2 separate regions of the Homo sapiens genome follow, and region 2 is linked to region 1. A link is a loop called in an ENCODE intact Hi-C map of the cell type or tissue named here. Cell type or tissue: tibial artery. All regions are shown on one strand. Each heading gives the region's core, and the rest is flanking DNA. Links, peaks and the distances in the headings are about the cores only. Region 1 overlaps CDK6 (cyclin dependent kinase 6). Region 2 overlaps CDK6 (cyclin dependent kinase 6).

The links. A loop is a pair of places that touch in the nucleus more often than their neighbours do. Peaks named below come from ENCODE experiments on the same cell type or tissue, not always from the same donor. Only the 100,000 strongest peaks of a DNase experiment are listed, where the experiment ranks them.
Region 2: a loop joins it to region 1, with 4 times the contacts of the local background. A loop is called at or near these places in 6 of 110 quality-filtered maps.

The regions. Positions count from the first base shown.
Region 1 is chr7:92,761,588-92,772,874 of GRCh38, forward strand. The region is part of intron 3 of CDK6 (cyclin dependent kinase 6); the gene reads right to left. Among named protein-coding and RNA genes, the nearest start is that of CDK6-AS1, 69 kb to the right of the region's middle. RefSeq lists enhancers at 2,525-3,152, 6,954-7,493. In tibial artery, for the core only: no CTCF peak of the experiment used is centred there; no DNase peak of the experiment used is centred there; H3K27ac peaks cover 3,052 bases.
Region 2 is chr7:92,812,498-92,823,784 of GRCh38, forward strand. All of the region lies in intron 2 of CDK6 (cyclin dependent kinase 6), which reads right to left. Among named protein-coding and RNA genes, the nearest start is that of CDK6-AS1, 18 kb to the right of the region's middle. In tibial artery, for the core only: no CTCF peak of the experiment used is centred there; no DNase peak of the experiment used is centred there.

The DNA of each region.
Region 1 (11,287 bases), core at 3,710-8,709:
ATAATGTGTGCCTTTGTTTAGAGTTCCTTAAAAAAACTGTATATTCTAAATGTGGAAGAAAGCTCAATTTATTTTACTTTGAAACCTGAGAAATCAATAACATGAACCATATGTTAATTATAGAACTTGGTGATAAATAAAGTAAGAAGTCCAGTGAAACTGTGGAGAAAGTGATGGTGGAGTTGAAACAAAAAAGAAGTCCTTTCTCTTCATGTGTGATGCTCTCATAAATCTCCCCACTTGGGAGGATACCAAAATGCAACTCTTTTTCTTAATTCACTCTAATGTAATTTGTGTTTTACTTCCTTCCAAGTTCCCAAGTGTTTTTATTAGGATTTTGCAGCAAAGATAAGATGCATATCATGGGCTGTTAGTATAGTGGCAACATTAAGAAAAGATGATGTCAAAGACAAAACTTAACTGATATTTATGTCCTTCTGTGGTGTTTATTTCAATTTACATAGTTTTGTACTAAAGATATAAGTCAACTCATCTTTAGTTTCTGGTTGAAATATTAAAGGACTTGAGGTTTACAAGATCAATTGCTATGATCAGAGTAATAATCATAATGGGGGGGACAAGAATTAGCAATGTAATGTTTCAGGCACTTACACTCAGCATAATCACATGCTTTTTAAAAAAGCACTTTCTTTTTGGTTTATTTATGGTAAATAAATCTCTCCTTCTTTTTTGTGACTCATTCAACCAATTCTCTTCCTGTGATCACCAACCTATTTCTTCCCTATTCTTGAACCCCATCCTCCCGACCCGGAATATATTTTGGTAGAGGAAGGAAGCAGAGGGAAGCAGGGCCCTCACTCATAGCTTTTATACCATCTTAGTCTCAACAAACATTTCAAGTCTTCAGCTATGAGTAATGGTGAATTTCTCAGTTCCAGACTTAAATATTAACATATGATATATTAGTGAAATTAAAATTTTAACAAGTGTTTATTCCATACTAACCGTATTCATAGAACACCTTTTTTTTTTTTTTTGAGATGGAATCTCGCTCTGTCACCCAGGCTGTAGCGCAGTGGCACAATCTCGGCTCACTGCAACCTCTGCCTCCCGGATTCAAGCAATTCTCCTGCCTCGGCCTCCCAAGCAGCTGAGATTACAGGCATGTGCCACCATGCCCAGCTAATTTTTTTTTTGTATTTTTAGTAGAGACGAGGTTTCACCATACTGGCCAAGCTGGTCTTGAACTCTTGACCTTGTGATCCACCCACCTCAATCTCCCAAAGTGCTGGGATTACAGGCGTGAGCCACCGCGCCCGGCCTAGAACATCTTAAATTGAGGATAGCTATTTCCAGATTGATCTAAATCTGATTGCTTAATAGTAAACTTATCTTTTAATGTTGCAGTTCCTAAACATTATTTTATGCCTTGCAGTCCCCAATCTTTGCTACATTTGGTTTAACATTCTAATCTAAAAGTGGTATGACTATACTACAGTAGAATGATAAATATTTTCTTTGGTTTTGGCCAAGAAATAAAAAATTAACAAGTATGGCCAGTGACAACAGTGAACACTGGTAATATAAAAATCAGCAAAACTGCTAGCTTAAATTTGCTAAAGGCCTAGAATGACAATTAGAAGAAAATTAGATTCTGAGTACTCATGGCTTTCAATATATGAGCCTCAGAGTACTAGGTTTAGCCACATTGGTGTCAGCACTAAAAACCTATGACTATGATATATTTAAATTTAATATAGTTTTGGTTCCTTACCAATAAAACAGGAGTAGGAATTCTGACCCATTACACTTGCAAGTCTGGTAATGGTTTACTAATTTAAGACCCTAGAGAACTGTTAAATCATTAGTGTATATGAAACAAATAGCAACTTTCAAAGGTCAAATCATGAATGAGTGATGAACACTTTTTTAAAGGAAAGATTTTTGTGTGGCTTAAAAATTTTTAGTTGGAATTCTCCTATTCCTAAGCATCTCTTTAATTTATATCTCCTATTAATGAGTAAGTATTTTTCAATAGAACATTTTAAGGAATAAAACTTCAGTGCCTTTAAACAAATTTCCTACATATCAATGACGTTAGTAAAGCACCACACCTGACTTCACCTGGGCTTAGATTGCCTAAACCTACTGATTGGCTGGGGTTACCAATGCACAGGCAAGCAAATATTCCAGATGTCTGAGTCATCTCAGAATGTAAGGGAGATGTTTTCCATTTCCCACTTGTGTCATATGACATACTGCGGGGGTTGGGAGTATGTCTTAAGCTGCAGTGTCTGGTGTCACCAGAGGGTACTTATTAGAAACTCCCTCCTGAGACTATGTTTGACAATGAGGAATCAGTTAGGGCAGGATTGTCATTTTAAGTGAGCACCCCAGGTGGTTGATTCACTGACCACACTTGGAGAAACAAAGCATAGTGTTTACAAAGCCTTTATCAACCCTTTATTAGATAGTTACTCATTTTTGCAAAATCTGTTGGGTTTAAAAAAAAAACCTGTTGGGTTTAGTCCATTTTCCAGGCATCCTAATTAATCTAACCATTACATGGTAGTAGCCAAGGTTTATTTGTCTTTTTTTTTTTTTTTGAGGCAAGGTCTTGTGCTCTGTCACCCAGGCTGCTGTGCAGGGGTGTGATCATGGTTCGCTGCAACCTGAATCTCCCAGGCCCAAGCAATCCTCCCACCTCAGTCTCCTGAGCAGCTGGGACTATAGGTATGCACCACAACACCTGGCTAATTTTTGTATTTTTTGTCAAGACAGGGTTTCTCCATGTTTTGCCATATTGTTGAATTCCTGGGCTCAAGTGATGCGTCCTCCTTGGTCTCCTAGAGTGTTGGGATAACAGGTGTGCACCACTGCGCCCAGCCCACTTTGTCATTTCTGACATTCAAGGAATTCTCTTTTACTCCCTAAACTCCAAGTGTCACAGTGCCCAGATGCTAAGTCCTTAATTAAATATATGAATCCATATTCAGGCCAACCTCTCCTCCTCACTTGATTTACCGTAAGAATCAATCTTTCAGGACAATTTTGCTTCTAGAGGGTGATGATGAGGAAGAGGAAGAACAGAATGACAGTAACTACAACATTATTCTACATACTGAAGACACCAGATTCTCATAACTGGCACTATGGGGTTTGCAAGGCTTCATTATACAACTTTTTGTGAAACCACATATTCATTCAACAATTACTTACTAGAACCAGTAATTACTTACTTAACTGCAATGAAACGATTGTTTAATTTTTTCCACCTTGCTTAGGAATGAGGAATAAGATACTATCTCAGATAACTGATGGATACCTACTTTGTATGCCTTTCACTGATTTAAAATTTTGTAATGACAATATTGCAAATTGTTGGCAATTGCTCTAGTAGAATGGTCCTTTTTTTCAACTTAATATATATGGGCATCTGAAATTTCTGGGTAAGAATGATAAAATCCAAATGAATAAATATAGTATAGTACTTCAAAGATTTAAAAAAATAACTTATTCCTTTGAAGCTTCTAGTTCTCGTGATGGGAATGGGGAAGACAGCATACAATTGGGATATAGGGAAAGTAATTTTAAAATGAAAAACATGTATCACTACAAAATTATTTTTTAGATATATACTCCTGAGATACGAGAATAGGGTCTAAAATTCATGACATCCATCCGTCTCTTCACTGAGCTTAGTTCTCCATCCTTGGTATAAAACATATTTAAGCGTCCCACCCCGGGGAAGAACAATTTCTGGAATTCAGTTAGTATTTTTGGAATTAGTACTATTTTAAGGAGAATATATCTTATAGTTTTGGTAGGATCAGTTATTGGTTTTAGACTATTTCTAAACCAAGCTATATTCTTAGCTACAACACAGATAATCCCAGAATCCCGGCCCACCACAGAGAACTGAATGCGCAAGTGCAAAGTGAATGTGCCAAGATACAACATACCTTCAGCTTATTTTTCTGTAATATAAATATTTAAAAATTTTATCCTTGAAAAAGTACCATTTCCTGGCTTGTACAATGGTGGTATTGATGCATACATTTCTGAGTTAATTAGAAGATAAACACCTAGTACAGTTACAAACACATGTTTACTGAGGATCCCCTATGTTCCAGGCAGTATGCTGGCCCTGGAGCTAGTGCAATGGACTAGAGTCTTGACTTAAAGTCTCATCTAGTTGGGAAAGATTAAAAAACAAACATAAAAAATAAATGAGATAATTTCAGCTAAGTGCTATGAAGAAGAAGATAAAATAGGATAATGTGGTGTAATGTGATAAACTATAACTAGATGTGGAGTTGTAGCTGAGAGGGTCAGAGAAGGAATGATGAAGACATGACATGAGCTAGAGGGTGTGGAGCATTCCAAACAGATGAAAAATCAGCACGGACAAATGCCGAGCTAGAAGCAAGCTGGAGGAACAGAAAGAAGGCCACTGTGGCTGGAGAACCGTGGGCCCAAGGAAGAGTGGAGGCAGATCAGAAAGGCAGGGGGTGGGGAGCACTAGATCATGTAGGACTTCTGATTTTATTCTACAGGTCATGAGAAACCACTGGAGCTAAGTTTTCAGTAGGGAAGTTAGATAATTTTATTTCTGCTTTAATAAGGTCCCTCTGGTTGTTATACAGAGGATGGTCCATAAAGGGGCAGGAGCAGAAGTGGTGTGTTGAGTTAGGAAGCTGGTTGATGGGTTAAACTAGAACTATAGCAATGAAGATATTGAGAAGTAGTCAGATTGGGGATATCTTTTGGGGATAACACCAAAAGCACTTACTGATGGATTGGATGAAGACTGTGAAGGAAAGCAAAAAATCAAGAATTATGCCTAAACTTGGGGCTCAAACAACTGGCAGATAGGGAAGGCTTGAGTTTGGCAGAGGATTCTCGGTCAATGTTTTACATGGTTAGCTGACTATCTGTACCAAGAGCATGTGGGAGACGTCAGGCTGGAGAATAGGTATTTGAAGATTCTGGACTAAATGACATCACTTGATTAGAAAGTGTAGCCAAGGAAAAGAAGAAGGCTGACAGTGAAGCCTTGGATGTTCCCATGTTTAGAGGAAGAAGAGCCAAAAAAAGAGACTGCAACCAAGGAGTTTAGCACAGGCTAAATTTAGATGAGAAATAGCCTTCCTTCTACGCAGAAGAGCACTCTGCTATCTGTTGCCATGGTGATATAAACGGGTATATACTACCTGCAAGTTTTAATGGACTTTGTAAACAGATTCAATGCCTAGGGTGAGGAAGCATTTTCTAAAGAGATTCTAACTTATCTGTTATTAGCTGAATCTAAGTGTCATTTGCCTATTTAGTGAGTCATTATTTATTTAGTGAGTCAGTCTTACAGTACCTTTAGAAAGAAACTAGCTTTTCTTAAACCCATATTTCCTATCCCCCTACCACCACTATCAACCCCCTGTACCCCACCAAAGGTTCCCTTGGCTCTGCATAGCTCTGCCCCAGCTTCCTTTTAGTCCCTGGCTTTAGGCTGTCTCCAACCTAAGTCCCAAGATTCTTTCATTTTTAGTTCTGCTGCTCTTTTACATTAATGTAGCTTTTTATAGGATTGGAGATTTTAAAAAACCTACTAAATAGCTGTTATATTTTTTGTTAGGATACATACACATGCATAATTCTGTCCTCTTTCTCTTCTGATATTTTCAGCTACTATAAGGGTTAGGAATTTGCAAAAGGATTTATTTCTGAGAGTCTTCAGAATCTAGACTGCATAAAAATGTTCTCCTTTAAGAAGTTGCTTGAGTTACTGAGTTTTCCCTTGGAATGAAAGATACTTGAAAGCACAATATGTATGTTCCTGATTGGAGCAGAGGGAAACAAATGGAAATTATTAGTAAGATTACACTGAAATCTTACTAATTAGAAAGGTTACACTGAAGATTTTATTTCTCTCTACACTTTAGATCTGGGCTTCTGACTTTAGTAGTATAAACTCCCACAGTTGTTAGAGCTCACTCACTCTACATTTCCCCCTGAATTTGGAATATACTCAGTATTGACTCACTATTCTTCCATCCTTCAAATCATCTCTCCTATTCCACTCAGTGGTCAGCTGCTGGCACTGCTTTGATTTATCCCCCTGTCTACTCTCAGGCTGGCTGCTTAATTTTTGCTTAGCAGTATAGTCTTTAAAAAAAAACCCCAAATTTCAAAACTCTCAGTATGTGTGGGGGCAGAGGGGTGCAGAGTGGGGAGGGGCAGTAAAGTTGTGGTTTCTGTGGAGAAAATATTTCTTTGGAGTCAAAAGACTATATTAAAAGCTCGTCTTCCACAGAATATAGGTCACATTCCTGGTAAAAGTTTGGATGCCTGTTTTTTAAAAAAAACAGAATGTCTCTAAACACCATAGTTAATATACTATAAGTGATATACTTTGAATAAGGCATAATAAGGGTCTACAATGTGCATAAATCAACTAGGTAAAACATTATAATAACCAATACTGTAAAAAGCTACATTAATGGAGAAGGGCAGAAGAACTAAAAATGAAAGAATCTTGGGACTCAGGTTGGAGAGAGCCTAAGGCCAGGGTAAGCTGGGGCAGAGTTCTGGAGAGACAAGGGATGCTGAAGGTGGGAGGCTGATAGCGGTGGTGGGAGTTTGTAGAGGGGTAAACAGTGAAAACAAAGGATATAGAAAACACAGGGTCTTGAGTGCCAAAAAGAAAATAAACTGGGAAACCACGTTCGCAAGTTAAAAGCCTTGAAAGATCTACTATACTGTGAGGAGTGAACTATTTTAAGTCAAATTGCTGTAGGTTAAGGCCCATCTTACAGTAAAAGATGGCATCACTGATCTATGAGGTCTTTTAAACCAGAACTATGTTATTCCAACATTCGACTTTGCTTCTTTAAAGAGACTTTATTGAACAGTCCTCTCAGGTGTCTTTCACAAATGTACTTTCTTTTTAAAATTATTTCCTGTTACTATGAAAAGTAGTTTGCATCAAATACCAGGAGAGATGTGTGTGTGTTTTTAAAAACATGGTCTATTCAATTAGTGCAGCTATGATATTAGATTGAAAAAAATTTCCTTCCAAGATCTTTATCATTATGGTAGAGTATTTGTTCTTTGAATTTCTTGCCTTGTTTTTGGGATCACCTTATTATGCAACATCTGCTCTGAATTTCAAATGTGATAAACAGAGTATGAGTGTCGGTGGCAGATGGCTAATGACCAGCAGCGACAGGGCATTCAAGCCTGCCTTGTTTTCTGGGAAGCGATATTTTCATGTTAATTTGCTCTGTGTCCTGCAAAGATGAGACAAATCACCTGCTCGTAATTCAGGCAAAATGGAGACCACCAGGAGCTGAGAGGGGCCATGGCTTGATTCCTTTAGGAGTGAGAAGAGAAGAAGATCTGAGAGGCTTTCCTCATCTGCAGTACAGGGACCAGTCAGTCACTTTGCATTATGTCAAACTGAGAAAGATGAATCAGCCCTGGGCATCCCATACTGACATCAGAGCCACTGTTTACTGCAAGCAGATATTATTCATGAAAACAGACATTTCCCAGAGGCAAAAAACAGGTGCTATTAACAGTGTGTGTCAGTTTCTGAAGTCTGGGTTTTGTAAAATAAACCTAATAGTGTGTTTTATCTCTTACTAAAAATATTACAACCAATAGAAAACTCTAAGAAACATTCAATTGAAGATAAAATGAAATCTAATTCACAGAGAAAACGACCCACACAGACATGAACCTGGAGCTTTTCTGGCCCTCTCAAGCTCTATAGAATTCATTTATCATAAAGATACATAAATAAAAAAAATTTTATTCCAAGATTGAATCATCAAAAGAGGCCATATGGTCTTGAGCTCAAAGAACCCTGTCCTATTTTAGAGGCTGCTGTTCTTTTGTGTGACCTTTCAGTGCCTCAAACTTGTGAAACTATATTGACAATTGCATCAAACATTTTTTTTTATCAAACATGTTTCATGCACAGAATGTCCACAGAATAATTTTAGGTTTTCAAAGAGTTTATAAAATAGTTGAGAAGCCAGGTCATATCCTAGGAAAGATTAATGTATTATACAGACAAGACTAAATACCAAATGAATGATTTAGTAAAAGAGGGCATTACATTTGGAAAAGCCTGTACAGGAGAATATTTTACATAAGAGTCTCTCTCCATCTGTATCTTGCAGTGTACAGTTCTTATTCTGGGTGGCAGTTACAAATTACTAAGAAAAATGGTGAGCAAATTTCTTTACAGTTCTTTCTGACCCTCTCTCATAGGATGGCAGATGAAAGCATGAAAGAGAAAAATAAAAATCTGAGAGCTGTTTTTTTTTCTCATAAAGCTCCATAAATGGAAGGTGCTATATAAGCATAGATACTCTGAATTTATCACGTACTCTAAAAGAAAAAATAACACAATCATTAAGGTGTCAATTATTGCCTCATAAATCTCAGCATGGAAACCCAGGAAGGCAATATTAAATCTCAAATGAGCCAATAAAAATTTAATAAAGATGGCACTGAACTCCTCCACAAGTAAACAGACCCAAAGATAATATCCTGAATTAGAAAGAGGAAAGCCAGATATGTCAACAATAAGTCTATGAGGGAAAATTAGAATATCTGTTGACTTCACAGGACAGCAGCCAACAGGCTGCTTTATGCAAATGTCATTGTCAACCAAGAATGGATGCACCTAAAGGACATCAAGAAAAGAGGTTAAATAATGTGATGAAAACCCCAAGATGAAGTATGAATGTGATTTCTATGTATGCTTTTTTTTTTTTTTTTTTTTTTTAGAATAAGGTATATTTAATGATGTTGGAAAGAATCACCTATGATTTTATTTTATTCTCATGAACTTCTCAATGAAAATTTTCAGTTCAGGCCTATACTCTTAATGTACTTTATTAAAGTCCCACATGAGCACCGTGCAATAATTAGAGTTTCCCCAATAAGTTTACCCAACTATCAACCTTTATTAGTACTTATGGCTTATGGTGTGGTTTAATGTCTTTTTTATTTTTCGAAAACAAATGGCACTTAAGTGCACTTCAAAAACTGTTAGGTGATATAAGTAAGCTAGAAAAGTAAGATCATCATGGGCTCTTTTCTAACAAACGTGTTGATGAAATGATAAGCAAAATGATGTTACCCCTATGATATCTAGTAAGACACCATGGAGCATCCTAGTTTTATCCAAGTACTGCCCAACTAATGCAATTTATGTCCTGAATGTGCATTAGAATATCCTGAGTTTCAGTGGCCTGTTAACTGGTAAACAGTGCCACAGAAAACACAACACTGGGTAGAGGAAAGTGGGTAGAGGAAAATCCCCTGAGCTTAAATGATCTTAGATGAGGTCTTGTTTTGATTTTCTATTTTATATATATTTCATGTTAAAATATCTGGCCAGGCATGGTAGCTCATGCCTGTAATCCCAGCACTTTGGGAGGCCAAGAGGTGGGCGGATCTCGAGGTCAGTAGTTCGAGACCAGCCTGACTAACATGGTGAAACCCAGTCTCTACTAAAAATACAAAATTAGCCATGCGTGGTGGCCCGTGCCTGTAATCCCAGCTACTCAGGAGGCTGAGGCAGGAGAATCGCTTGAACCTGGGAGGTGGAGGTTGCAGTGAGTTGAGATCGCGCCACTGCACTCCAGCCTGGTGACTCCGTCTCAAAAAAAAAAAATAAATAAAATAAATAAATAAAAATAAAGTATCTTAGATATGTGACTCCGTCTCAAAAAAAAAAAAATAAATAAAAATAAAATATCTTAGACACGTGACTCCGTCTCAAAAAAAAATAAAAATATCTTAGATATGTATAATTATTTAACAACATGATACGTTTTAATCTATGCAAGACAATGTCAATATTAATACCTATGATTTGGATCCTTTGAAAAGTAATTTAAATTTAAGTATTTTAAAAAATAGTTTGGCACAATATAGACTGTGCTTACTTATACATAAGTAGTCTGTTCTTGACTTGAAAATACCCCTAAACTACTTAAATAACCATACAGAATGTGTACCACAGGCTTGTGTTTGCATTTTATCTCTTCTCTTATACTCTAAAGGTCCTTCAGAGCAGGTCCTCTCTTTCTCATGCCTAATTCAATTTTGTGTCCCTGAACTGCCTAGCACAGAACCCTCCCTGCACAGAGTGAATATTCAATAAATATCTGTACGAGTATAGTCAGAGAAGCTCTTATTCCAACAGAGCATTCTATATAAAGAATCAATTTCTGTGTTCCCAATAGGTTGTTCAGAATAACAATATTTGCTTGATCTAGTTATTAAGGCTTCCCATAAATGAGCCTATATAACAACAAAATATTTCTGTTCTCTGGCTGTGTGCTTTAAAATTTCAATTAACCAGAATTCAGATTCTCCTACTTAGCAGCTGTTTATTCTGCATTCCAATTCTTAAAAACAAGTCAATCACAGAAACAAAAGATACGAGTGTTGATTAAAAATAATTTTGTATCAGTTATATATTCAGCCTAAAACTATCCATTTGATGGTTTTATTATGCTTTTAAATGATTATTCAAGTTTTCAACAATGACCTTAAAGCATCACAAACACTCAAATTATTTTTTAAAAAACCTTATATTTAATAAGGAAGGAAAGTAGGTTAGTATAGTTCAGAATTTTTTTTTTAAATTAAGAATGAAGATAAAAGAGTCTTCTAATTAGCTTTTAAGTTAGCAAAAAATGTTTGATTAACCACTAACATGTAAGTTAACTGCCTGAAATATTTCATTTGACTATGGTTTATTTTACTATGAAAACATCAATACAACATTAGCCACAAACCTTCAATAACTAGAGCCCCTTGCCCCCAACTCCACCTCGTATCTGACAATTTGGATCAAGGGGTGCTGATCCTAATGGCTGAAGAAATTTAACAGCCTCCAGGACAATCCCTGTTCAACACGGAATGAAGTGACATTCCCTTTCCTGGAGATAGACAAAAAGCTCAAAAAAAAAAAAAAATTAACTTTTAATGTCACCTTGTTCAAGAGCTTCTGGCAACAATCACCCCCTTCTAGCAAGCCTCCAGCTCCATCCTGGCTCAGCCACTGCCCCCTGTCTTCTCCTCCCCTTTCTTACTTTGGTGACCACCCTTCTGCCTGTTCCTTTTCCTATCCTGCTTGCCCCTCCACCCTCACCCTTGAGATTCCCCCCATTCCAATTCATTTCTACTCCTGCCTGATCAAACCTGAGTCTAGTAAACCACTCTGGCTTATCAACATTTTAACTGCACAGATGCCTTTGCAAATGATTCCACTCAGTAGCCTCCAATATACTAGGATAATTTA
Region 2 (11,287 bases), core at 2,316-7,315, 50 kb after region 1:
GCCTCAAACTCCTAGGCTCAAGCCTTGATCTTCCCACCTCAGCCTCCAGAGTAGCCGGGACCAGAGGTGAGTGCCACTATACCTGGCTAAATTTTAGGAAATATTTTTTGTAGAAATGAGGTCTCACTACGTTGCCCAGGCTGGTCTCAAATTCCTGGCCTCAAGCAATCCTCCCACCTCAGCCTCCCAAGGTGCTGGGATTACACACATGAGCCACTGTGCCTGGCCCACACTCAAACTTTTTAAGATGACAGCACAGTACCTTTCACAAGGATATCATATATTGAATTACTGAGCTGTGGTTCAAAAGTTTGTTCATGGTTTACCGTACAGACATTAACCACTGCTCAATCATTTCTAAAAACATATATAAAGTTGATGCCAATTCACAATCACCAGAATTTATTTTTAATTGTCATACTAATTTGGTGATCAGACCCTCTTCTATGTCAGAAACAAAGGGCATATATGTGAGTTGACTGCAGCCTTCTGACAAGGAGCAATTTTCTTCTAAGTAAGTTACAACTAAATTCCCAGCCTTGGTCTGTACACCCATGATCTAACAACTTTTTTTGCCTTTCTCAACAGTGGCCAAGAAAATATATGCAATTCATAGTAATTCATGATTTGGGATTTTATTTCTATGTAAAATGGGATAATTTTTAAGGACCCTGAAGTCCTTTAAATCACAAATCACTTTAGGGTAGCAGTCTATTCCTGCCAGAATTCGTTTACTGGAATTACAAAGTAAATAACCGTGAAAAGAAGATGGAGGTGAAAATCAAGGTTGTAGAGAATTTGAGAGGGAAACAGAAAGGGAATCATACTGCTTGCTTTTAAAAAAAAAATGCACCAAAGCTTTCTTCATTCAAGCAGTTGGTTTTGTTCCCTAACTGGTCCCCCACATATCTAAGTGCAATGAGTACATTCCCAACTCCTACTGCCAAGTTAAAATGAAAACGTTCTCAGTCTAGAAATGATTGAGGTGGTTTTCTTTAATCAAATTAGAGCAGCCAAATGTTCCTTTCAAAGGTAACTGTCTACTCTGCAGCTGTATGCAAACTACCACATCAAATGTGAGGGAAAAAATAGCGATAGAATTGTGTCCTTACAGTACAGAGCTAGCTGCAGAGATGGAGAAACAAAAGCATTTGTACAGTTAAGAATTACATTCACAGTGAGCTTCCAGAAATATGCTGACTTCACAAACTGTGAACAATGTATTGAAACTTCCAGTACATAATTAGCTATTTTGGGGAGGGGAGGAACATGGGGGGAAATGCCCCCTTAAAAACGGCTAAGCAGCAATAGATACCTTGAGTCATTTACCCTCCCAACCAAAGTTTCTCAATGAGAAACATTAAAAGACTGGCTGAGACTTCATAGGAAAAAAAAGTCTCATAGACCTTGCTTTTTCACTTCCTGTCTCCATCAAAAACACACCACAGTGAGTAAACTTGAGTATCCCGCAAGCTTCAATTAAGCTTGTAATGATTCATTTGCATGCAGAATTTATTCTTTTAAATAATCAGACATGGGAATTTCCTGCAAAGAATTAATTCATAGTGGGCTTATTTTTTCAGTTTGTTTCCCTTAAGAAAAATCAATTGGCTAACATTCCCAATATGATGTCAAATTAGCTTTTCTATGTTACAATTTATATCAGCTGTTGGTTTCAGGGATGGTATATCAACAGTATGAAAACCTAGAAGATGACAATGAATTTATATAGCCAGGTGCAATCAGCAACAGAAGAATGAAACAATGTTCTTTCTTCAATTATGGATCCTCTCCAGATGGTTATACTGTCCTCTAAATTAAGGAATGTGGAATAAATAGGGGAAAAGTATATCTCATGTGATCCCAATATTTCTCCAGAGCAGCTGTTCTTAAACTTTTTTGCTTCTGGTGAAATTAGCAGACAACTTCCTTGGTTCACATGCCCTTTGACATTACCCAAATTTAAGAACTGCTGCATAACAAAAACTTCCCGCAGGTAATAAGCAATTCTTGGGCTGCAGCCCTTCTGCTCCCAACCAGGAAAGCAAACTGAATTGCAAAAAAAAAAAAAAAAAAAAGACATTTTGATTATTCAAAAATTTATTTTAAGAAGTGTAATCAGACTTCCAGTTCAAAATGGTGGACCTATCACAAATATTTGCCTCCATTCTTTCTCAGTAAAAGAAATAAACCCATAATTACAAAAGGGCGTCCCACATACACAAAAAGGAGAGAATTTAGTAAATTTGCTGGGTGACTGAAAATAAACAGAAATAAGGTGATGGAAGAAGTCACCAAAGAGATAGTAGTCTCCAAAGTGAAGAACATATAATCAGGAGATGTATTAAGAAAATATCTTCTATTTTTAGGTATTTTGTACCCCTTCATTTCAAAATCATTATTTTTATTAAATATATAATAATATATCTGTATATGTACATAATTTTTATAATTCAGTGAATATCAGTGACATGCTCAAATATTTTTACTAGAAGGGAGGCCACTGCCCTAGAACAAGCCATGAGGGCACCGTGGAGGAAGCAGAAGCTGGACTACGAGTCAACAGGTGCAATGGAAAAAGGGAGGAAGAAGGGCAGCCATTTTCTTCCCACATTCAGGGGAGTCAACTAAATGTCTGTATATAGGGTAACTGCACCAGTTAGCATTCCTATTGCCATCCCTGTACCTAAGATCTTGGAGTAAACCATTTCTTATTGTGACATTTGAGAGTTTTTCCACATCCTGACAGCCATTTTTCCAGCCACCCAAAAGTAAAGCCTGTGAAGCATACTCCCATCCCAAGATTCCTATGCCAAACAAGTCTCCCAAAAATTTTACTCAGAAATGAGAGCCAGCAGGGAGGAAAAGATCCTATTTAATAGTCTTACTAGCTAACCAGTCTTTATAAAAACTAATGGACATACAAGGCAGTAAGGGAGCAAGAAGGTCCAGACTTCTTACCTGCCAGAAACAACTAGAAACTAGATAAACATATGAAACAACTGCTTTCAGATATTGGACTATAGGTAGTAGAGGACTGTGATCCCTGAGAGAGGGGAAGCAAATGAGGTGAGCCCTAGATTGCCCTAGCTTTCTGTTTGGAGGCAATTTCCAGACCACAGGTACAGGAAGGAGGAACCTCAGAGTTCTGTAAATTCTGTAGTCTTGCCCAGCTGGGTAGGCAGAGATCAGAGTTGAGAAGACAAGGAGGCCAAAGTGGCTAAAATTTGGAAGACACAATACTGAAGAAGAGCTCCAGAAATCTACATGGGGTCTATTGAGTCCCTGGCTGAATATTAAGCTACACATGTGGAACTGCATGAAGTCAAGAAAGGTCAGCTTCTGAGAAAAGATCACCAAGGAGTTGTAAGATGAATGATTCCAGAGCTCACAGAGGGCAGAAAATGTTTCAAACTCCTTACCAGCCAAAGAAGAGAGACTACAAAAGAGTAATGTCTTAGTAGGGCTAAACTAGCCTGGAAGCAAAGCCTACATACACTAGATCCTCTCCCCAACAACAAAAGAGACAAACTAAAAATAAGCCTTGGAAGTATAAAACTGAACCACACATAACTTTACTGCCTGCCAGAACAAAATCCAATTCTCTTTAAAGGAGTAGAACAAAATCCAGCAGTTGACAATGTCATAGTCACAATGTTTGGCATCCAATAACACATTATTAGACATGCAGCCATACAGAACATGACCCATAAGCAGGAGAAAAATCAGTCAATAGAAATAGACTCAGAAATGACAGAACTTATGGAATAGCAGACAAAGAAATTAAATAAACTATTATAAACACTACAAAAATGCCCAAGGCCTTAAAGGAAAACATGGACACAGTGAGGAGAAAATTGGAAATATATAAATAAAAAATCAAATGGAACAAGTACCAAGATAAGCTATATGTTGGACCAAAGCAAGTGTTACTATCTTTAAAAAGTATTAGAATCATACAGAATTGTTCTCTGATCACAACAGAATTAGACAGAAAGAAATTAGAAAAATCCCTTACATGTTTGGAAATTTAAGAATCCATGGATTAAAGAATATATAACTAAAAATGGCTTAAAATAACCCAAATTGAATGAAAATTAAGCCACAACATATTCAAATTTGTGGGAAGATGCATATATTTGAAGATCCAAGCTTCTATTTTAAGAAGCTAAAACTAAGAACAAATTAAACCCAATGTAAGTAGGAAAAGAAGATAAAAACAAAATAAGTATCAAGAGACCACAGACAAACAGAAGTGAAAATTAATGAAACAAAAAACTGGATTATCATCAATAAAACTGACAAAACTCTATCTGTATGTCAAGATAAAAAGAGGAAAATGCAAATTACCAATATCAGGAATAAAAGAGTGGACATCACTACATATTCTACAGACATTAAAAAAGATAAGGAGTTAAAGAATCTATACCAATAAACTACCACCCCCCCAAAAAAACCCTAGGATAGACAAATCCCTTGAAAAATACAAAATTATAAAAGGTGATCTAACCTATAAGGTCTCATATCTATTAAGAAAATATAATTTGTAGTTAATAACCTACTCAAAAATAAATGCTAGGCCCAGATGACTTCATTAGTAAATTCTGTTAAATGTTTAAGAAAGAAAGAATGCCAATCCTACACAAAATCTTTCAGAAAATAGAAGAGGAAGAAACACTTCTCAACTCGTTTTATGAAGCCAGCATTACCTCAGAACAAAAATCAGAGTTATTATAAAAAAAATTATAGGCCAATATCATTCATGAATATTCTTAACAAAATTTTAGCAATATATAAAAAGGCTACATCATGACCAAGTAGGGTTTATCCCAGGAATGTGAGCTTGGTTTAACTTTCAAAATTCAATCAGTATAATTCACAGCACAATAACAGAGTTTTTAAAAAAATAATCAATTCAATTCTTCAGAAAAAACACTGACAAAATTCAGTACCCAATCATGAAAAACTCTCTAAGCAAACTAGGAATATAAGGGAACTTCATCAATCTGATAAAGGACACCTAGGAAAACTTACAGCTAACATCATACTTTAGGGCAAAAGTCTGAATAGTTTTCTCCTTATTATTGGGAACAAGCCAAAAACATCTGCTCTCACCACTTTTATTTGACATTTTTCTAGAGGTTCTAGCCAGGGCAAAAAAAGAAAGGAAAAGAAATAAAAGACATATATATATATAGGGGGGAAAGTACAACTGTCTATTCTCAGATGATGTGTCTGTGTATGTAAAAAAACTAAAATTTACAAAGAAGCTACCAGACTAATAAGGGAGTTTTTCAGATCACAAGACACAAGGTCACTATACAAAAAAGACTATAGCTCTCAATGACAAACACTTAAAAAGAAAAAACAATGCCTTTTACAATAACATCCAAAAACATTAAATGCAAAGAGATAAATTTAATAAAATGCAAGCAAGGGCATTACACTAAAAGCTACAAAACTCTGATGAGAGAAATTAAAGACCTAAATAAATGAAGAGATACACCATGTTCGTGATCAGAAGTCAGTGTCAATATCTATGCCTTCGCCCTAATTAATAGAGATTAAATGCTATCCCAATAGGAGAATTTTTGTGTTAACTAACAAGCTGACTCTAAAATTTATATGAAAATACAAAAGAAGAGCAACAACAATTTTGAAAAACAAGAACAAAGCTGGAAAATGTATACTACCTGATTAAGACCTATACATTATAGTAATCAAAGTATGACATTGGCAAAAGGATAGATATATAGATCAATGCAAAAGAACAAAGAGTCTAAAAACAGGCCCAAATGTATATGCTCAACTAATGTTTAGCAAAGCTGCCAAGGTAATTCAAAATGAAGAAAGCAAAGTATTTTCAATAAATGGTGCGGAAATAGCTGGATATCCATACAGGAAAAATGAACCTGAACTCTTAGCTCAAGCCAAACACAAAGACTTGACTTGAATGCATCACAAATCTAAAATAAAAGCAAAAACTATAAAATTCTAGAAGAAAACATAGGAAAAATCCTATATGCCCTGGAGGTAAACAAATATTTATTAGATAGGATACAAAAAAGCATAAGCTATCAAAGAAAAAAAAAGATGAATTGGACTTAGGTTAAATTAAAATATTCTGTTTGACATAAAGCATTAAGGAAATGAAAAGGTAAGCCAAAGACCTGAAGAAAATATTTGTAATCCATGTAGCTGACAAAAGACTGCTCAAGAACTCTTACAATACAATAAGATAACTCAATTTTAAAAAACGGTCAATTTGAACAGAAACTTCCCAACAGAAGGTATCAGAATGGTCAATAGCCAAATGAAAAGATATTCAACAACATTAGTCATCAAGTAAATGCAAATTAAAATCACAATGTGTTATTAGTTCACACTCACTATAGAATGACTAAAAATAAAAAGATTGACAGTCCCAAGTGTTCAGGAGGGTGCAAATCAAATGGAACCTTTATACACTAGCACTGGAAATGGAACAACCAGTTTGGAGAAGTTTGACAATTTCTTAAAAATTAAATACACAATTGCCATACCAGTCAGCAATCTACCTGTAGGTATTTACCATACAAATGAAGCATATGTCATATCAATACAAAGACCTGTACACAAATATTCACAACAGCCTTATTTATAACAGCCCTAAACTGGAAACAACAGAAATGATCATCAGCAGGTGAATGAATAAACAAATTGTGGTAAATCCATATAATGGAAAATGAACTACTCAAACAGTCAACAACATAAATGAATCTCAAAAACACTATCAATGAAAGCCAGATATAATAGAACATAATACTCTTTGATACTGTGTATATGAAACTCTAGAAAGGACAAATCTATAATGACAGAAAGAAGATTAGGTTGGCAGGGGTCCTGGTAGAGGGAGGAGATTCACTGCAAAGGGCCCTGTGGGATAATGCGAGTATTTTAGATATTGATTGTGGTGGTGGTTAGTAGGTGAATAAATTTGTCGAAACTCATAAAAAGCACACACTTAAAATGGGTGTATTTTACTGTATAAAAATTATACCTTTAGCTCGTTTTGACTTTAAAAAAGCCAAAGGATATTCAAAGATCACCAGGCATTTAAAAAATTCAGCCACAGGAAAAACAAAAAAGTTAACCAAAAAAACTAAACACTGACAGAAACAGAGATAATGTGGAGGACTTTAAAAAAATTCACAGTAATTCAAAGAAATATTACAGAAAACCAGAGGAGGATGCTTTAAAAACCAACAAGTGGAGAACAAAAAATGATGTTTTGAAGTTAAAAATATTAATTACTGAGAGTAAATTCAGTAGACATTTGGAAAATAATATAGAAGTTTCTTTAGAATACAAAGCAAAAACCAGAGAAAAGAGATGAATTAGAAAAAAGATTAAAAGAAGAGACACAGAGATCCCAACTGCAAGATCAAATATCTGACTAACAGAAGAACCTTGTAAAGAGAATAGAACAAATGATGAAGAAGCAGCCATTAAAAAAAATAAAACGAAGCAAATCTGCACTTAGAAAGATTCCACAGAATGCCCAGCAAATTAAATGGTGGCGGGAAACCCACCATATGTAGACACATAGTATTTCTGGAGAACACAGATTGTGATAAAGGCAAACATGGCAAGAAAAAATAAAAAGGCAATTAGAAACTCCAGGAAAAACAAAATGATACAAGAAAGTCATGGCCTGAATAAAAAGTACACGAAAATAGGGCATATTTTAAACAAGTGATGCAGAATAAGGAAAGAGAATCCAGATGTCTGTTTTTACAAAAGAAGGACTCCATCAGCTTCATAGGGTTATAATGTTGAACCTGGAGAGAAGGAAACATAAGGGCTGAATATTTGGCCTAGCACTGAACTCTCTCTATATAGTCAGAAGAATGTAAGCACTGTTTACCAGTGTTCAACTTGCAAGGGTCAACCTTTAGAAAAGCAGGGAAGCCTCTGTTGCAGTACGGAACAGAATGCAAATAAACAATTTTAGCAAAGTAGCTGATAGAAATTGTGATGTTAAAGGGAGAACATAAGTGGAAGAAAGGTTACGGGGATAAAATATTCTCCTCTTACTAAATGGAGAATCAAGAGATACTGCCCAAAGTGAAAGTATGAAAAATTGAAGTTTAGGGATATTATTTAAAATTATTATATGAAATAAAAATATCCCTATCTCACAGAAAGCGAAGGAAATACACAGTAATATTAACAAGGTAAGTCCTCATTTTTCAGAGTAGAAAGTCAATAGATATTACTGAAGTTTAAATATCAAGAACTAGAGCAACAGCATATTATCTAAATTTATGGAGACCATAAACAGAAGCACCAAAAACAGACAGTGAAAAGAAGCTGTATCTGAGTACTGGGAATAGGAATAGCTGTATCTGAGAACTGGGGCAGGAGCTTTGCCTTTTTATCATAAGCCCTTTCATACTATTTAGTATTAGTATTAATGTCATGATTACAAAAAAGCTGGGGGTGGGGGGGTGGAAATTCTTTAACATTCCTTCCATTAAGAGGTGGTGTATGTCTCTACCTCTTGAATCTCTGGGGCTTTGAACTCAAATATAAACAACAAAACGTGGCATAATTAACACTGCTTGTTCTCAGGGACACCAACTTTTAAAGCCATGAGCCAACATGTACATTCAACTATTCTGAAGCTTTGATGCTGAAAGGGAAGCCCAGGCCACCTGGTGTAGGTCAGTGTAGGTGCTCTGCTCAAAAACCTGAGTTCAGATCCCAGCCTTCGCCAACCAACTTGCATGAACCACCAGGCTTGAAAGTGAAGACGCCTAGAATAATCAAACTACCAGTTTTTGAGTAATTTCCAGCTAATGTCCCAGACATCTTGGAACAGAGATATGCCATTCTCACTGTGCTCTGTCTGAATTCCCCACCTGCTAAATTCATGAATATAAGATAATGGTTGTTTTAAGCCCCTACATGTTGGAGTAATTTACTACAAGCAATATTAACCAGAAAAATTGCTTTAATAGAAAAATGTAATTATTTTAAACAAAAAACTGCAAATAACTCTCCTCACCTGCAAACTTTGGTACTCTACTTTATTAACAACTTCCTTGAAACATATCTGACAACTGACTGGGAACACCACAATTTTTTTTCTTTTCTATTCTATTACTCACTCCCTCTCTTCATTCCTTCTTTCCCTTTCTTTTCCTTAATTCTTTCATTACTATATATATTGTATAAATTATGTTATATATATAATTAGTTTATTGCTATGTAATAATATATTAGTATTATCAGTGATGTCACAACCCATTACGTGATCACAATCAGCTGTTCTAAGCAGAGGAGGAAGGTGCTTGGAATGGTAGCCCCAAACAGAAGTAATGGGACAAGGTTCATAATGGGACTGGCCACTTGGGCTTCACTGCTTATAAAGGCAGTGATAGCCATTTATACAAGGCTCTTTAGGGGAATGCATGTCAATATTTTAATATGACATACATATTACATGGACATCCCTACTTGTAAGGACAGCTATGGCCATTAATATAAGGCTCTTTAGGGAAATATAAAATATGACTCTTTAGAAGTCATATTTTAATATAACTAATTTTACAGTAAAACAAAAATGAGCAGTCACAGCCCAGAGAATCTTAAACCATGTTCACAAACTTCCATCAAAACATGTAAATTCAATCTGCAAAAACTGATATGATGATTTAAAATATCACTAAAATATCAATATTATTGGCATAAAATTATGTTCGTAATTTAATGAAAACAGTAGTGGATGAATTAGCTTAGAAAGGGTATATCTCATTGTCCAATCTACTTGCCAATCATTACATTATTAAATAACTCCTAATTCCCAGGTCAGAATCCAATTTACTACCTATTAGAGACTACATAATTTTGAAGAGTTTTAAATGCAATACTGAGTGAATAGAAAAATAAAATATCTAATAAATTGTAGTGTTAATTTACATTTTTACTGTCAATAAAGTTGCTGTGAAAACAGTAATCTTGAGTCATGGCTTAACTATTTATTCACTCAGTCATTTACTCAATTGATATTTACTAGGAACTGTTCTGGATGCTGGAGATAATGCGTGAGCAAAACAAAAATTTTTGCCCTCAGGGAGCCTATATTCTAATGGGAAGCTGACATTCAACATTAATTCATACAACTATTCAACAGGTAATTGAGTGCTAGGCACACGGGGCAATGCAAAAATGATTAAAATAAGGTGCCCAAGAAAAAGCAGACAGCAATGCCATTTTATTTTTGCAGAATTGTAAGAATGATAATCTGAGTTTACTCGTTCCATAAGCACTGGTTTGAGGGTTTTCTAAATATGGCAGAATTTTCATCTACTTTCAGATCACCAGGTTTCAGAGTTTGAAGTTTATCAAGAAACTTCAGATCTACTCACTATCCCAAGTTCTCTTACTGTTTTTTCTATTTTCTCTCTCATTGCTACCTTAACTTAGCTTATCTTCTACCACCGTCTTCCCTTCTTTTAATGAGCATGTTGTCCTTTCAGATACATAAATACAACTCCAGACCATTTTCTATTTGCCTAATGATGGATTCACCTCTTACTTTTATCAACTAAAGTGAAAAAAAAAAAAACCAAACCTATACCATCTTTCCTAAACAAAGATGTTTCTCTTGACTCATCTCAAAAGTCTAGTTTTTCTAGGATTGGATTGGTACCACCGAGTCAGTCACATTCATACAGCTCTCCTTGAAATCAGTTCCATCACTTTGAGTCAGTCAATACTTGAGTAGTAATGTCTGTGAAACAGACTTCTTCCCTTCACAAAACTTTAGCTGAGAACCAAGTGGCATCAGTTCTCATCTAATCAGCTAGAAGTTAAATAGCCACTGATTAAGTTTCATGGGCTTAAAATAATTTGTAAGAATTAGCAGAATGTTACCACTCTTCTTTTGAGTCTTAATATGTAAAAAAAAAAAAAAAAAAAAAAAAAAAAGTCATTTCAAAGAAGCTATGTTCTCCCAGGTCAAGGGAACTTACATAATTTGAATGTATTTCATTCATGATCAGCACTGGGAGTCCCTTCTAGCCCCAATCTCCAAACCTGTCTCTTGGTTTCTCAAGGTTCAACAAGAAAATATCCCATTTTAACCCAAGATTATTTAATAACTTTTTAAAGTGATTCTACATGGTTGAAATGTATACTATATCAGCTAAAACTCCCAACTTGAAACGACTCAGACAGTCTCTTGGGTTCTTCTAAAAAGTTTTAAAATGTACTGGTCTGAGTAAACTAAACTTTTAAACTA